Linked DNA regions of Homo sapiens: all the other regions are linked to region 2. The links are chromatin contacts, found by Hi-C or POLR2A ChIA-PET in ENCODE. All regions are on one chromosome and are shown on one strand. Each heading gives the region's core, a stretch centred on a gene start or an enhancer-like site at or near the end of the contact. The rest is flanking DNA. Distances are from core to core; before and after follow the strand shown. Region 1 overlaps CLSTN1 (calsyntenin 1). Region 2 holds the start of PGD (phosphogluconate dehydrogenase). Region 3 holds the start of LINC02606 (long intergenic non-protein coding RNA 2606). Region 4 holds the start of TMEM201 (transmembrane protein 201). Region 5 holds the start of PIK3CD (phosphatidylinositol-4,5-bisphosphate 3-kinase catalytic subunit delta).

The links. Hi-C counts contacts between places; a loop is a spot of excess contacts on that map. ChIA-PET counts read pairs that join two places held with the same protein, here RNA polymerase II (POLR2A). Pooled maps may share reads with other maps.
Region 1: a pooled map shows a loop between it and region 2 (4-fold over the local background). The contact joins the enhancer-like site here to the promoter of PGD in region 2. A Hi-C loop is called at or near these places in 2 of 50 pooled maps. POLR2A ChIA-PET finds 5 or more read pairs at or near these places in 2 of 52 experiments (activated B cell and activated CD4-positive, alpha-beta T cell).
Region 3: a loop to region 2 is called in a map of CD8-positive, alpha-beta T cell, with 33 times the contacts of the local background. The contact joins the promoter of LINC02606 here to the promoter of PGD in region 2. A Hi-C loop is called at or near these places in 2 of 168 maps with a recorded cell type or tissue (CD8-positive, alpha-beta T cell and naive thymus-derived CD4-positive, alpha-beta T cell) and 8 of 50 pooled maps.
Region 4: a loop to region 2 is called in a pooled map, with 8 times the contacts of the local background. The contact joins the promoter of TMEM201 here to the promoter of PGD in region 2. A Hi-C loop is called at or near these places in 8 of 50 pooled maps. POLR2A ChIA-PET finds 5 or more read pairs at or near these places in 2 of 52 experiments (A673 and WTC11).
Region 5: a pooled map shows a loop between it and region 2 (5-fold over the local background). The contact joins the promoter of PIK3CD here to the promoter of PGD in region 2. A Hi-C loop is called at or near these places in 4 of 50 pooled maps. POLR2A ChIA-PET finds 5 or more read pairs at or near these places in 2 of 52 experiments (Panc1 and activated CD4-positive, alpha-beta T cell).

Annotation. Positions count from the first base shown.
Region 1 is chr1:9,798,903-9,801,602 of GRCh38, reverse strand. All of the region lies in intron 1 of CLSTN1 (calsyntenin 1), which reads left to right. Among named protein-coding and RNA genes, the nearest start is that of CLSTN1, 24 kb to the left of the region's middle. Within about 2 kb of position 1,327, at least 4 of the 41 ENCODE cell types and tissues checked have a DNase peak (open chromatin) inside an H3K27ac peak, as active enhancers do.
Region 2 is chr1:10,397,746-10,400,463 of GRCh38, reverse strand. PGD (phosphogluconate dehydrogenase) reads right to left here and starts at 1,400. Exons shown (of 13, transcript NM_002631.4): 1 at 1,339-1,400; 2 at 760-835; 3 at 1-71. The coding sequence starts at 1,346. RefSeq lists silencers at 634-810, 903-1,222 and an enhancer at 1,703-2,012.
Region 3 is chr1:9,427,709-9,430,484 of GRCh38, reverse strand. LINC02606 (long intergenic non-protein coding RNA 2606) reads left to right here and starts at 1,489. Exons shown (of 2, transcript NR_104622.2): 1 at 1,489-1,563. RefSeq lists enhancers at 1,244-1,333, 1,394-1,623, 2,122-2,756.
Region 4 is chr1:9,587,442-9,590,218 of GRCh38, reverse strand. It overlaps TMEM201 (transmembrane protein 201), which reads right to left and starts at 1,308. Exons shown (of 11, transcript NM_001130924.3): 1 at 1,176-1,308. The coding sequence starts at 1,288. RefSeq lists silencers at 863-932, 1,093-1,292, 1,303-1,712.
Region 5 is chr1:9,650,426-9,653,125 of GRCh38, reverse strand. PIK3CD (phosphatidylinositol-4,5-bisphosphate 3-kinase catalytic subunit delta) reads right to left here and starts at 1,395. Exons shown (of 24, transcript NM_005026.5): 1 at 1,324-1,395. It overlaps PIK3CD-AS1 (PIK3CD antisense RNA 1), which reads left to right. Exons shown (of 2, transcript NR_027045.1): 2 at 1-516. RefSeq lists an enhancer at 343-412 and a silencer at 593-1,482.

The sequences.
Region 1 (2,700 bases), core at 78-2,577, 600 kb after region 2:
AGCCTGGGCAACAAGAGCGAAACTCTGTCTCAACAAAAACAAACGAACAATAATGGTGACCTCACAGAATGAGTTAGGAAGTATTCCCTTTGCTTCTGTAGAGAATTGGTGTAATTTCTTCCTTAAATGTTTGGTACAATTCACCAGTGAACCCATCTGGGTCTGGTACTTTTCGTTTTGGAAGGTTATTAATTGTTGATTTAGTTTCTCTAAGAGATACAGGTCTATTTAGATTGTTTGCTTTTTCTTGGGTGAGTTTTGGCAGATTGTATCTTCCAGGGAATTGATAAATTTCATCTAGGTTATCAAATTTTTAGGCATAGAGTTGTTCATAATATTTCTTATTTATTTACTTTTGAGATGGAGTTTCGCTCTTGTTTCCCAGGCTGGAGTGCAATGGCACGATCTCAGCTTACTGCAACCTCCGCCGCCTGGGTCAAGTGATTCTCCTGCCTCAGCCTCCCAAGTAGCTGGGATTACAGGTGCTTGCCACCATGCCCAGCTAATTTTGTATTTTTAGTAGAGTTGGGGTTTCTCCATGTTGGTCAGGGTGGTCTCGAACTCCTGATCTCAGGTGATCCATCTGCCTCGGCCTCCCAAAGTGCTGGGATTACAGGTGTGAGCCACCGCACCCAGCCTCTTATTTATTTATTTATTTATTTTTGAGACTGAGTCTCACTCTGTTGTCTAGGCTGGAGTGCAATGGTGCAATCTCGGCTCACTGCAGCCTCCGCCTCCCAGGTTCCAGCTATTCTCCTACCTCAGCCTCCTGAATAGCTGGGATTACAGGAGCATGCCACCACACTCCTGGCCAATTTTTTTTGTATTTTTTTTTCTTATTTATTTATTTTATTTTATTTTTATTTTTTTTTTGAGATGGAATCTCACTCTGTCGCCCAGGCTGGAGTGCAGTGGCACGATCATGGCTCACTGCAAGGTCCGCTTCCTGGGTTCACGTCATTCTCCTGCCTCAGCCTCCTGAGTAGCTGGGACTACAGGCGCCTGCCACCACACCCAGCTAATTTTTTTTTTTTTTTTTTTTTTTCTAGTGGAGACGGGGTTTCACTGTATTAGCCAGGATGGTCTTGATCTCCTGACCTCGTGATCCTCCTGTCTCGGCCTCCCAAAGTTCTGGGATTACAGGCGTGAACCACCATGCCCAGCCCCTTTATGTATCTTTTTAATCCATGGGGTCTTATAGCGGTGTTCCTGTTTTCATTTCTGATACTAGGAATTTGTGTCTTCTCTCTTTTTTTTTCATAGTTAGCCTGGCTAGAGGCTTATCAGTTTTATTGATCTTTTCAAAAAACCAGCTTTTGGTTTTGTTGGTTTTCTCTATTGAGTTCCTGTTTTCAGTTTTATTGATTTTTGTTTCAGTTTTTATTTCATTTTCTTCTGCTCTCTTTGTATTTAATCTGCTGATCTTTTTCTAGTTTCCTAAGGTTGAAGCTTATATGATTGATTTTAGCTCTTTCTTTTTTTCTAATATATGTATTAAATGCTTAAGTTTTCCACTAAGCACTGCTTTCACTACATCCCACACATTTTGATAAATTATATTTTCTTTTTCATTTAGTTCAAAACATTTTAAAACTCCTCGATATTTCTTTGTTGATCCACGTGTTACATTTATGTGTGGTTTTTTGTTTGTTTGTTTATTTTGAGACGGAGTCTTGCTCTGTCACCCAGGCTAGAGTGCAGTGGCACGATCTTGGCTCACTGCAACCTCCGCCTCCCGGGTTCAAATGATTCTCCTGTCTCAGCCTCCCAAGCAGCTAGGACTACAGGCACCCACCAGCACGCCCAGCTAATTTTTGTATTTTTAGTAGAGACGGGTTTTCACCATGTTGGCCAGGATGGTCTGGATCTCTTGACCTCATGATCTGCCTGCCTCGGCCTCTCAAAGTGATGGGATTACAGGCGTGAGTCACCGCGCCTGGCATTTTTTTTTTGTTTTTTTGGGAGATGGAGTCTTGCTCTGTTGCCCAGGCTGGAGTGCAGTGGCGCGATATCGGCTCACTGCATAGTCTGCCTCCCGGGTTCACACCATTCTCCTGCCTCAGCCTCCCAAGTAGCTGGGACTACAGGCGCCCGCCACCATGCCCAGCTAATTTTTTGTATTTTTAGTAGAGACGGGGTTTCACCGTGTTAGCCAGGATGGTCTCGATCTCCTGACTTCGTGATCCACCCGCCTCTGCCTCCCAAAGTGCTGAGATTATAGGCGTGAGCCACCGCGCCCGGCTCCCTGGAATTTTTAACTCTCAGAGTTCTGCACATTGAACTCCAGCAGTTTGTCGATTACAGCTTAGGTTTTCCTACCCTGGCACCGGTTCCCATGGAGGTTTCTGCTCTGTAAATTGTGATTCCTTGTGTATTTGCCTGTGTCTCCAATTTTTAAAATTTATGTATTTTTTTCTTTTTTGAGACAGGGTCTTGCTCTGTCACCCAGGCTGGAGTTCAGTGGCACGATCAGGGCTCACTGGATCCTCGACCTCCTGGGCTCAAGTGGTCCTCCCATCTCTGCTCCCTGAGTAGCTGGGACCATGGGCGTGCACCACTATGTCTGGCTAATTTATTTTGATTTAGTAAGAGATGAGGTCTCACTTTGTTGCCAGAATGGGCTCAAACTCCTGGGCTCAAGTGATCCTCCTGCCCCGCCCTCCCAAAGTGTGCTGGGATTACAGGTGCGAGCCATCACAC
Region 2 (2,718 bases), core at 151-2,650:
ACTTTGGTTCCCTTTGCCTCATTGGCCAAGAAATCATCAACTTTGGAGACAGTCCTATTAAAAGCACAGACCTAGAAGGACAAAAGTCCTGAGTAGGAGATCCAGGACACACAAGACTTTCAGACTGTGGCCAAAGTAACAATGACCTTTCCATTCAACCCAAGTTCTGGGGAGGTCAGACCTGCCTTTGCCTTTTCTTCCCCCAGCTGTGGGAGGCTCACTGTAAAGTTATGTCACCTCAGTAGGATGAAAACGGCGGACAACCGAGGCGAAGGCCAACTACCCCCGGTGTGTCAGGTAGAATCCACACCCAACGTGTTAGGACTCAAAATCAAATCCAGGAACTGGCCGGTTCAACAGGCTCTATCTGTTGTTATTGATCATCCTGGCGTCTAAGCCACTTTAACATTTAGAAGAAACATTTTCACTCTCCCCAGATCTCATCAGGCAATCAAGTTAGAGCTCTACACAGCCAGCAAGGGTTCTCCTCCCGCACCCTTCTTCTCTACTTAAGACACTAATTCGTTCATTCGGGCTGTGAACCTCACGGACCCACAGGCACACTCCGCAGGACTAAGTTCGGGATCGGCCCGCCCACGCCTACAGGGTGCTTCTCCTTTCCATACAAAAATGCCACGAGCAGCAACAGAGCACATTAGCAAAGCACGGCCAGGAGACCCGTAAGCTCCCAAACCTATCGCCGGCCTCGGCTAAAGCGCCCGGGAACCAGAGAGAAGACAACGCGCCCACGCCGCTTACCACAAAGCCGTGGTCATTCATGTTCAGAATTAAGTTCTGGCCCATGACGGCCAATCCGATCAGCGCGATGTCAGCTCTAGAGAGGCAGAAACAGAACAAAGGAAAGAGTCAGCACCGCTCGACGCGCTGCAACCCAGGGGTCCGGTCCTTCCACATTTGGCCGTGACTGGGAGTCTGCACTTTCCTCCGCGCCTCCCGCGGGCCCCCAGAAGCCGGGCGCGCACGCTGCAGAGCCTCGGCCGGGCAGGCGGCCCCCAGCCCCGCCCTCGCGCCCGGCTCCCGCTGGCACGCGTCCCGCAGGTGTCCCTGCAGACTCGGCGAGGCCTGGCCGCGCCTCCTCCCTGGCCCTCGAAGGGACCCGCCCCGCCCCATGCCTGCGCGGCCGAGAGGGCAGGGGGCCGGGCCCGCAGGGAAGGAGCTCTGGGCCCGAGACGCCGTAGGGCCAGGGTCACAGAGCCCCAAGTGAGCTCAGGCGACCCCCAGGGTGGGAGGCGTCGGAGAGAACGAGGGAGATCTCGACCCCCAAAGAGTTCCCCGCCCGCTGAGGCCGAGCCGGGCTGCCCCTGGCGAGTCACTCACTGGGCCATGGCGGCGGACAGAGCAGAACCGAAGAGCGGCGACGCGCGGAGGACGAGTGAGGGAAAGACCCGCAGCGGCTCCCTCCAGAAACTGCGGCCGCTCACGCCCGGCTTTTCGGCGCCGGCCAATCGAATGGAAGGGGGTGGAGCCATGAAGCCACACCATTGGCTCTCCCCGACGCCTGTTAGACCATCCGAGGCAAACGTGCCCGCCCACCCCCGGGGGCCGGATCAGTGGAGCGCCGAGCACCTAGATGACATTGCCCCGGCGAGGCTCCGGGCTCCCCGCCCACGCGCAGAGCTTTCCGCTCGTCCCAGCTGCACCTCGGTCCTGCAGGCCGTCCGCCTGGCGCAGCTGTAGCCATAGCAACTCACGCAGGACCGCGCTTTACAGTTTACCAGGCACTCGGACGCCTTTGGCGCGAGCGCCCGTCGCTCCTTCCTCAGGTCACTGCGGTGCACCGTGCGGGTCCGCGTCGTGTCCTCCGCTCCGGAGCAGGGACCGGGCGTGCTCGTTCAGTCCTGTGCGCACTCGGAATGGGGCCGGGGAAGGCTGAGCCTCAGGGCGACCCTGATGTGGAGCCGTGCGACCGCTCACTGCGGTTGAAGAGACCCAGGCGCAGACAGCGCAGGCGGGGTATGTATTGGTTGGAGTATGATGGGGTCAGGACTTGAGTCTTTTACCCAGGCCCGGAGTTAACGGTATTGAACCCCTTCTCATTTTGTAGAGGCTATGTGACCCGCGAGATGGACCAGGTTAAATGCAGAGGCAGATACAAAAAACCAGCCATCTTAAGCCAGACATTTGCAAAGTAGCCAAGCAGCGCTTCTTATCTTACTGAGTCCCTTCTTGCTAGGAGGAAATTGTTATTCAGAAGTTTGAGTTTTAGATTTTTTTTGTTTTTTTTGAGACGGAGTCTCGCACTGTCGCCCGGGCTGGAATGCAGTGGTGTGATCTCAGCTCACTGCACCTTCCGCCTCCCGGGTTCAAGCAATTTTCCTGCCTCAGCCTCCCAAGTAGCTGGGATTACAGGCGCCCGCCACCACGCCCAGCTAATTTTTGTATTTTTAGTAGAGATGGGGTTTCACCATCTTGGCCAGGCTGGTCTCAAACTCCTGACCTCGTGATCCGCCCGCCTTGGCCTCCCAAAGTGCTGAGATTACCGGCGTGAGCCACCGTGCCCGGCCTTTTTTTGATGTCATTGTTGAGATGGAGTCTGGCTGTGTCTCCAGGCTGGAGGGCAGTGGCGCGATCTGGGCTCACTGCAACCTCCACCTCCCAGGTTCAAGCGATTCTCCTGCCTCAGCCTCCCAAGTAGCTGGGACTACAGGTGTGTGCCACCATGCCCAGCTAATGTTTTTATTTTTAGTAGAGACAGGG
Region 3 (2,776 bases), core at 240-2,739, 970 kb after region 2:
GGAAGGGAATGGGAATGCGGGCTTGGGGGAGTCTGATTTGCAATTTAAAACCAGGAGGTTGGTGAAAGCCTTTCTCAGTGAGGAACATTTGAGCCAAGTCTTGGAGGAGGTAAGGGAGAGAGCCCTGGGGATAACTGAGGACAAGTTCCAGGCAGAGGTAAAGGCAAGTTCAGGATCCCAGAGGCAGAAGCAAGCCTGGCAGAATGGCCACTGTGGCTGGTGTTAAGTGAGAACGGAGACAAGAAAGGAAAGGTCTAGAACAGAGGCCTGGCCGTGTGGAACACTTCTAGCCATGGTAAAGGTTTGGCTTTTACTCTGAGACAGGAGGCCTGGTAGTTTTTGCACAGAGGAGGCACATGATATGACTTTTAACAGAATTACTGAGGTTGTTATGTAAACACAGACTGACGGGGTGGGAGCAGAGGAAGGACCAGCTAGGCAATTACAATAATCCAGGTGAGAGATGGGGGCTTGGTCTAAGATGCTGTTAGTGGATACCGGATTCTGGGGAAAAAAGAAAAGCCAATAGGATCTGCTGACAGATTTGACACGGGATGAAGAACTCTAAGTTTACAGCCTGAGAAGCCAGAAGGATTTTTCTTGAGGATGAATTCCAGGCTGGAGCTATAAGGAGGGGAGTCATCAGCACATAGTCTTTAAAGCCATGAAACCCGATGAAATCATCAAGAGATTAAGCGAAAAGAAAGAGAAGTCCAAGGAGCCAGTGCTGGGGGTACTGATACATTTAGAGGTCAGGAAAAAGAGGAGAGGCTAGCAAAAGAAACAGAGAAGGTGGGGCAGGGATGGAGGAGAAAAACAAGCGTGTGCACTGCCAAAAGCCAAGTGAAGAAAGTTTTGCGGAGGAGAGGGTGATAAACTGTATCAAAAATTGCTGATAGAGCAGGTAAGAGGAGGACTTGGGAGAGACTGAGTTTGGCTGGAGGGAGTTCAACAGAGTGGGAGGAGAGAGCTGGACAAAGAATATATACACTCTTCCAAGGAGTTACGGTATTCAGAAAGCGAAGGGATGGGGTGGGAGCTGGAGCCACCACAGGGTTCTCAGGAAGGGGGAAATTACATGTTTATATGCTGATGGGAACGATCCCTTCGAGAAGAAGTTAAGGCTCAAAAAGGTCAGGTTATCCCGGCACCAGTCTGGTCCAAACTCTTCTTCCCACCCCTAAACTACTGAAGTGATACATTTAAGTCTTCCCAGCCCTCCTGCCTTACACGAAATCCGATTAGGGCAGTTTGCATTTTTACTTTAATGGGGACATGTGATATTTAGCACCTTCGGTCAAGACGCCCCTCAAATAGGTTTTCGGGCTCTGCGTCCCAGCACGGCCTCCCGCGCGCTTTCGAAACGTCACCCTTGTCAGCTGTCCAGTTTTCCTCCAATCCCGCCTCGGGGGCGGGGCTGGCGCACCGTCTCTACAGCAACGCCTTAGCCAGAGGGTGCTCAGGTTTTCGGGACCGCGCGTGGCGCTCTCAGATGACGTCACACACCCGCGGCGCTTGCGTGACGTAAGCCCTGCTCAGTAAGAAGGCTCCGCAGGTCGGCAGGTAGGAAGAGCACTACCTCGCACACTGCGCATGCGCCACCTCGGGTGGCCTCAAGGTTGCTGTCGGGAGTTGGGTTTGAGGTCGGCTCCCTCTGGCTGCTGTCTCTTTAACCTGAACTAGAGAAGTCCTCCGCGATGCTGCAGTTTCCCGCTGGCTTTCTCGGAGCCACCTTGCGGGCAGATATCCGAGAATCAGAGTTCATTCTCTTCATCTTGCCCATCTCTTACCTCTGCTGGCGAGTTCTTCGTTGCATCCCAGTCTGAAAGTGCTAGTCGAACTCCCAATTTGCTGTTGCCCGCAAGCTTCCTCTAGCAGGTCATCTCCCTTCGAAACAGATGCTTTCAAATCTTGTGTCCTGGAAAGATTAGTAACCGTGCTCTTTAGCACTGGTGTTTGTAAGGGTAACCAGGCTACAACTGAGGACCTGAGAATTTCGGCTTTGAATCAAGTACTTGAGCTTTTACGTGCTAGGACCCGTGACTTTTGTTCACTGCTCGTGACTCTTTCTGTCTTCTTTCACATTTTTAGCCAGGATCCAGTTGGCCTTACTAAGTAAATGACCTCCAGAAAAATGAAGTATCGGCCAGGCGTGGTGGCTCACACCTGTTACCCCAGCACTGTGGGAGGCCGAGTTGGGCGGATCACTTGAGGCCAGCCTGGCCAACATGGTGAAACCCCGTCTCTACTAAAAATACAAAAATTAGCCAGGCGTGGTGGTGCACGCCTGTAATCCCAGCTGCTCCGGAGGCTGAGGCAGGAGAATCGCTTGAACCCGGGAGGTGGAGGTTGCAGTGAGTCGAGCTGGCACCACTGGACTTCAGCCTGACCGACGGTGAGACTCCGGCTCAAAAGAAACAAAAACAAACAAACAAACAAAGAAAAATAAAGTATCACTGTTCTAAAACTTAGAATTCCTTTACGTATTCATTGGCTGACATTGATTAAGCACCTATGCTTTTTTTTTTTTTTTTTTTTTTTGAGACAGAGTCTTGCTCTGTCAACCAGGCTGGAGTGCAATGGCGAGATCTCGGCTCACTGCAACCTCTGCCTCCCGGGTTCAAGCAATTCTCCTGCCTCAGCCTCCCGAGTAGCTGGGACTACAAGCACCCATTCTTTCCTGGATACTGTGCTGAACCTGGGGGCTACAGTGAGGATGACATCTGTCTCTGACATCATGGCACATTTAGGTGGTTAATTCAAGAAACATTGAAGT
Region 4 (2,777 bases), core at 59-2,558, 810 kb after region 2:
AATCCAGCAGAAACCGACATGGAGAGACTTGGGTTGTCAGGGACCTCTGGGCTGGGGTCACTCAATCCCCAGCTACCCTCCTCAGTCACATCTGGCCCATCCTCCAGACACAGCTGATGTCCCTCCCATGCCTTCCTCCTCTGGGAAGCCTCTGTGACTCAACCACCTGTACTTCTTTTTCCCCGTTTCCCCCCTGGAGGAGAGAAGCAGCACCGGTATGTGTTAAGGAAGAACAAACAGACCAGCCAGACGATCAGGGTTCAAACCCCAGCTCTGCCACTTGCTGCTGAGTGGGCAAGTCCCTTCTCCCCTTTTTCCTAAGGGTGTGAGCTCATTGCATCCCTTGCCGAAGCTGCAAACCCATCCACTCTTTCTAGGATGTTCTCACAACCCCACTTTCCCCCCTGCCCTCTGGAAAGGTGGATCAAGTGGAGAAACAGTAAGCTACCTGCGAGGCTCTGCTGAAGCAACAGGCCACTAAGCTTTTATGCCTGGCGATGGAGGCCGATGAAAGAGGCCGGATCTGAACCCGGGGGCCCGCATGGCCCGTGAGCCGGGCAGGGAGGAGGGTGGCCCCGGCCCGTCTTGAACTGTTTGGAGGCATCTCAGGCCTTGCCCACCTCTGGGAGGCAGCCCAGCCTCGGGGTCTGCCCTGCAGATTCCATCGGCTCAAACCATGATTCCTCTCATTAACAGCAAGTTACTGAGCCTCCCTGTCCCTCAGCTGCTCTAGCGTAAGCAGGGGCTGTGGCTCTGAAACGCGCGGATGCGAGGCGTGTAGAAAAACGCCCGGGACGTCACATGCCGAGCAGCAACCGCCAGCCGCGATCGCCAGCATCGCCGTGCACCGGGGCCCAGCACGGGGCTGAGGGCAGGGGCGGCCCGTGCGCACCGGCTCCAGCCCCCCGCGGCTCCCGGAGGAAGTTTGTGGCCCCCGCGCGGCGCTCTCGCCCGCGCCCCACGTTCCCGGAGTCCCCGCCGCTCCACTCGACTCCGCAGCCGCTTCCCGACTGCAGTCTCAACCCGGTCTCGGGGGGCGGCGGCGCGCGCCGGGGGTCTCCGCGCGCCCGCGGGCAGCCCGGGTCCCGGCCGAGGGGGGCAGCGGGCCGGGGCGGCGCGGGGGCGGGCCTGGCGGGCGGCGCAGAGGGCCGCGTGGGGCCGAACCATGCACTCACCTCCGCGCGATCCGGTAGAGCAACACGCCGGCCGCGGCGCACGCCGTGACCCCCAGGCCGCCGGCCAGGCCGGCCGTGGGGCAGCGGGCCAGCAGCGCGCTCACTCCCTCCATGGCTCTCCGCGTGGAAGGACGGCAGGCCGGCAGGGGGGTAGGCGGGTAGGCGGGTAGGCGGGTAGGCGGGCAGGCGGGCAGGCGGGCAGGCGGGCAGGAGGCGGTGACGCCGGGGGCGCGGGCCGCAGGCGGGACGCGGGGCGGCGACGCGCGCCTCCTCGCGCCGTGACCTTCGCCGCTTTGTAGCGGGCGCGGGCCCGCCCCCTGACTCGGCGCGCTCCCGTCGCGCAGCCAATCGGGACGAGGGGTGAGCCCGGGTGGGCGGGGCGGCGGCGGAAGCGACAGAGCCGGCCGGGGAGCGCCCCCGCGCGGCCGGAGGTGGAAGGCGGCGCGGGGAGGGCGGGGCACGGAGCCCTGTAGGAAAGCCCCGCCTTCTGCCTCCCGCGCCAGCCGCCAGGCCCGGAGGTCTGGCTGCAGACAGTCCACCGAGCTTCTGCTAAGGGGAGCATCTCCAGAGTACGCAACTGCTTGTAATTAGTCTTTTTCCCCCTCGCTAATCCTGTCTAGTCAAACCCAGCCTATGCGCCCAGTGCTGTTTAGCAGCTCCTTGAGCCGCTCTAATGGTTGAAAAACTAGCTTTTTAGAAACACGATCATCCACGGATAGGGACATGGTTGAATAAATCATAGGACAGCCATAGTTCGGAACATAATGCAACCATTAGAAAGAATGCCAGATCCAGGCAGGGCGCGGTGGCTCACGCCTGTAATCCCAGCACTTTGAGAGGCCGAGGCGGGCGGATCACGAGGTCAGGAGATCGAGACCATCCTGGCTAACACGGTGAAACCCCCTCTCTACTAAAAATACAAAAAATTAGCCGGGCGTGGTGGCGGGCGCCTGTAGTCCCAGCTACTCGGGAGGCTGAGGCAGGAGAATGGCGTGAACCCGGGAGGCGAAGCTTGCAGTGAGCCGAGATCGCGCCACTGCACTCCAGCCTGGGCGACAAAAGCGAGACTCCTTCTCAAAAAAGAAAGGAAAGGCAAGGAAAGAGAGAGAGAGAGAAAGAAGGAAGGAAGGAAGAAAGGAAAGAAGGAAGGAAAGAAGGAAAGAAAGAAAGGAAGAAAAGAAAAGAAAGCCAGATCTGGAGTTATTGGCATAGATGGATGATACATTGTTTTTAAAAAGCAACATGCAGGCAGGGCGCGGTGGCTCACACCTGTAATTCCAGCACTTTGGGAGGCCGAGGCGGGCGGATCACCTGAGGTCAGAAGTTCAAGACCAGCCTGGGCAACATGGTGAAACCCCATCTCTACTGAAAATACAAAAATTAGCCGGGCGTGGTGGTGCACACCTGTAATCCCAGCTACTCGGGAAGCTGAGGCACAAGAATCGCTTGAACCTGGGAGGCGGAGGTTGCAACGAGTCAAGATTGTGCCGCTGCATTCCAGCCTGGTGACAGGAGACTCCTTCTGAAAAAACAAAAACGACAACAAAAAAGCAACATGCAGGCCGGGCACATGGTGGCTCACGCCTGTAATTCCAGCATTTT
Region 5 (2,700 bases), core at 146-2,645, 750 kb after region 2:
ATTGCCCCTTCCCACTCCAACCCACGGCACACCCGCCCACATCCACGTGCGGCTGTGCCCAGCATCTCAGAGGTAGGACTTCTCAGGAATCGGCGGGAAGAAGCCCCCTTGATGGAGTCTGGTGGGGTTCAAGATCTGCAGGTCCCACCTTCCAGGGAACACCTGCACAAGTGAGACCTGCCCGATCAGCCCCGCGCTCCATCCGCAAACTGGGCAGATCCCAAGGGTGCCACGCGAGGACCCTGCACCTTGGCCGCTCCAGGGCGCCCCCCACCCGCGACCCCGGAAATCTCGCCCCTACCTGCTTCACCCTCGCCCCACCCACAGCGCACTTTTCGGGACCTCCCAGCGGCCCTTCCCCGGTTCTCTGGACCCCCGTCTCCCCGCCCTGCAACGCCCCCATCCTGGTGCCCACGAAAGGTCGTCCCAGTTCCCCTCTTCTCTACCTCAAAGGAGGAGGTGCAAATGAGGAAGCCTAAATAAAAACAGGAAACTCGATTTTTTTAAAAAGCCTCATTCAGGCTGAATTACGGGTAAGAGTATTTTTTTAAAAAGTCCGGAAATGCAAAGCTGGGGGCGGTTTTGCCGGCGTAACCCCGGCTCGGCCGCAGATCCGGAGCTGATCTCGCCTGCGCCGCTGCAGCAAACGCGGCGAGCAACGCGGGAGGCCCGGGACTGGGAGGCGGGGCGCGGGTCCACGAGCCGGGAGGAAGCCCCGAAAACTTCCACCCCGGCCCCTCTGCAGCCCCGCTCCCCACTTGCCCAGGCTGGGAAGGGCGCACAGGACCCGGGCGCCGGCGAACTGTGCGCAGCCCTCTCTCCGCGCCAGGGCACTCGGGCGACATCACCAGCGCGCTCTCTGTGGACCCCGCTGCCGTACAGAGGAGGCCCCTGGTCCTCTAGTCAGCGCTCGGAGCGGGCGCACGCGCTGAGCGCTTCCAGTATCCTCGCGCCTCAGCCGGCGCACCGGAGGCCGCACCGCCGCTGTGAGCGCAGCTGAAACCCCGCTGCCGGGCCAGGCGGGCAAGGCGCGCAGTGCAGGCGCCGGGGAGCTGCGCACGCCCCTCTCGGCGGGCCCACGGGGGACGGCCCCGGGCCTCTAGGGCAGCCCCCGCCCAGGTCCCAGCAGCCCGGCCCCCGGGGCTCCCAGGACCCGGCTCGCTAGACTCGGGGAGGCGCCCAGGGCCAGGGCGCACGGGCTGTGTGTGCCGGAGAGACGCCCGCCAGCCAGCCCCGCGCCCCCGAGCGCAGCCGCAGCTCCCAAAGCCCCTGGCCGCGGTCCTCTTCCCACCTCCCCTGACGCAGCCAGCGGCGATCGCTTACCGTCCCGGCGCAGCTGGCAGGGCTGGGCGGCTCTGCTCGCGGCCGCTCGGAGCGACTGCGCTGGGCGCGAGTGAGCCTCGAGGGAGGGAGGCGGGGCGCGCCGGGGCGCCCCGCCTGCCGCCAACCCGCACACTCCACTTCCCACTTTGTTTCCTTTTCACTTGCAACAGGAAAAACAACAGGTCCTCCAGGGCCTCGCCTTCCCCCGCCGCCCACACTCCCCAGTTCGCCTACCGCTAGAGGGGCATCATCCCAGGTGCCTCTGGAAGCTGCACCTTGCTTGCCCTTCTACAAAACAAGTTTTCTTTTTATGCAAAGGAAAACAACGAAATAAAGGTCCTAGGCGCCTTTAAGCGCTCCGCCTTCACGCAGGAAAGAATTTCAGCAGGAGCGGGAGAAAGGCTGAGAGCAGGAGAAGAAGAGGGGGTAACCTGCAGCTCTAGGCACCCAGGGACCCCAAGCGCCATTGCGAGGTGACCAGTGTTGGGGCTCAGGACACACACCCAAAATGTGACTATGGGAGACCAGCGTGTGCCACCCCAAAATATACTTCTTCGCCATATTTTGAAGGGATTATTCTTAGAAACTGCAGGCACAGGAGTAGATCTGAAAAGCTGTCCTTTTGTAAAATGATTTCTATCTATAAAGAAAATCTCCAGGCCTGGCACTGTGGCTCACTCCTGCAATCCCAGCAATTTGGGAGGCCGAGGCGGGAGGATCACTTGAGCCCAGGAATTCAAGCCAGCCTGGGCAACATAGGGAAACCCCCGTCTCTACAAAAAAATTAAAAATTAGCCAGTCGTGGTGGTGCACACCTTGTAGTCCCAGCTACTCGGGAGGCTGAGGTGGGAGGATGGCTTGAGCCAGGGAAATGGAGGCTGCAGTGATCCATGATGGCACCACTGCACTCCAGCCTGGGAAACAAAGTGAGACCCTGTCTCAAAAACAGAAAAGAAAAGGAAAATCTCCATTGGTAAAGTATTAGTATCAGGCGGAGGGCTGCTCAGAGCTAACTTTTCTTACCTGAGAAATTTTATCCGCATAAGAAGACAAGCTTCATTCACCTTACCCTCTCTCCCCTCACTCTCCCTTAACTTGTGTACCACCTCCCCAGGATCCCAAGCCTCTATTCCTTTTTTTCTTTTCTTTTCTTTCTTTTTCTTTTTTCTTTTCTTTTTTTTGAGACAGTCTTGCTCTGTTGTCCAGGCTGGAATGCAGTGGTGCCATCTCGGCTCACTGCAATCTCTGCATCCTGGGTTCAAGCAATTCTCCTACCTCAGCCTCCCAAGTAGCTGGGATTACAGGCACACGCCACGACACCCAGCTGATTTTCATGTTTTTTTGTTTGTTTTTTGTTGTTTTGTTTCTTTGTTTTGT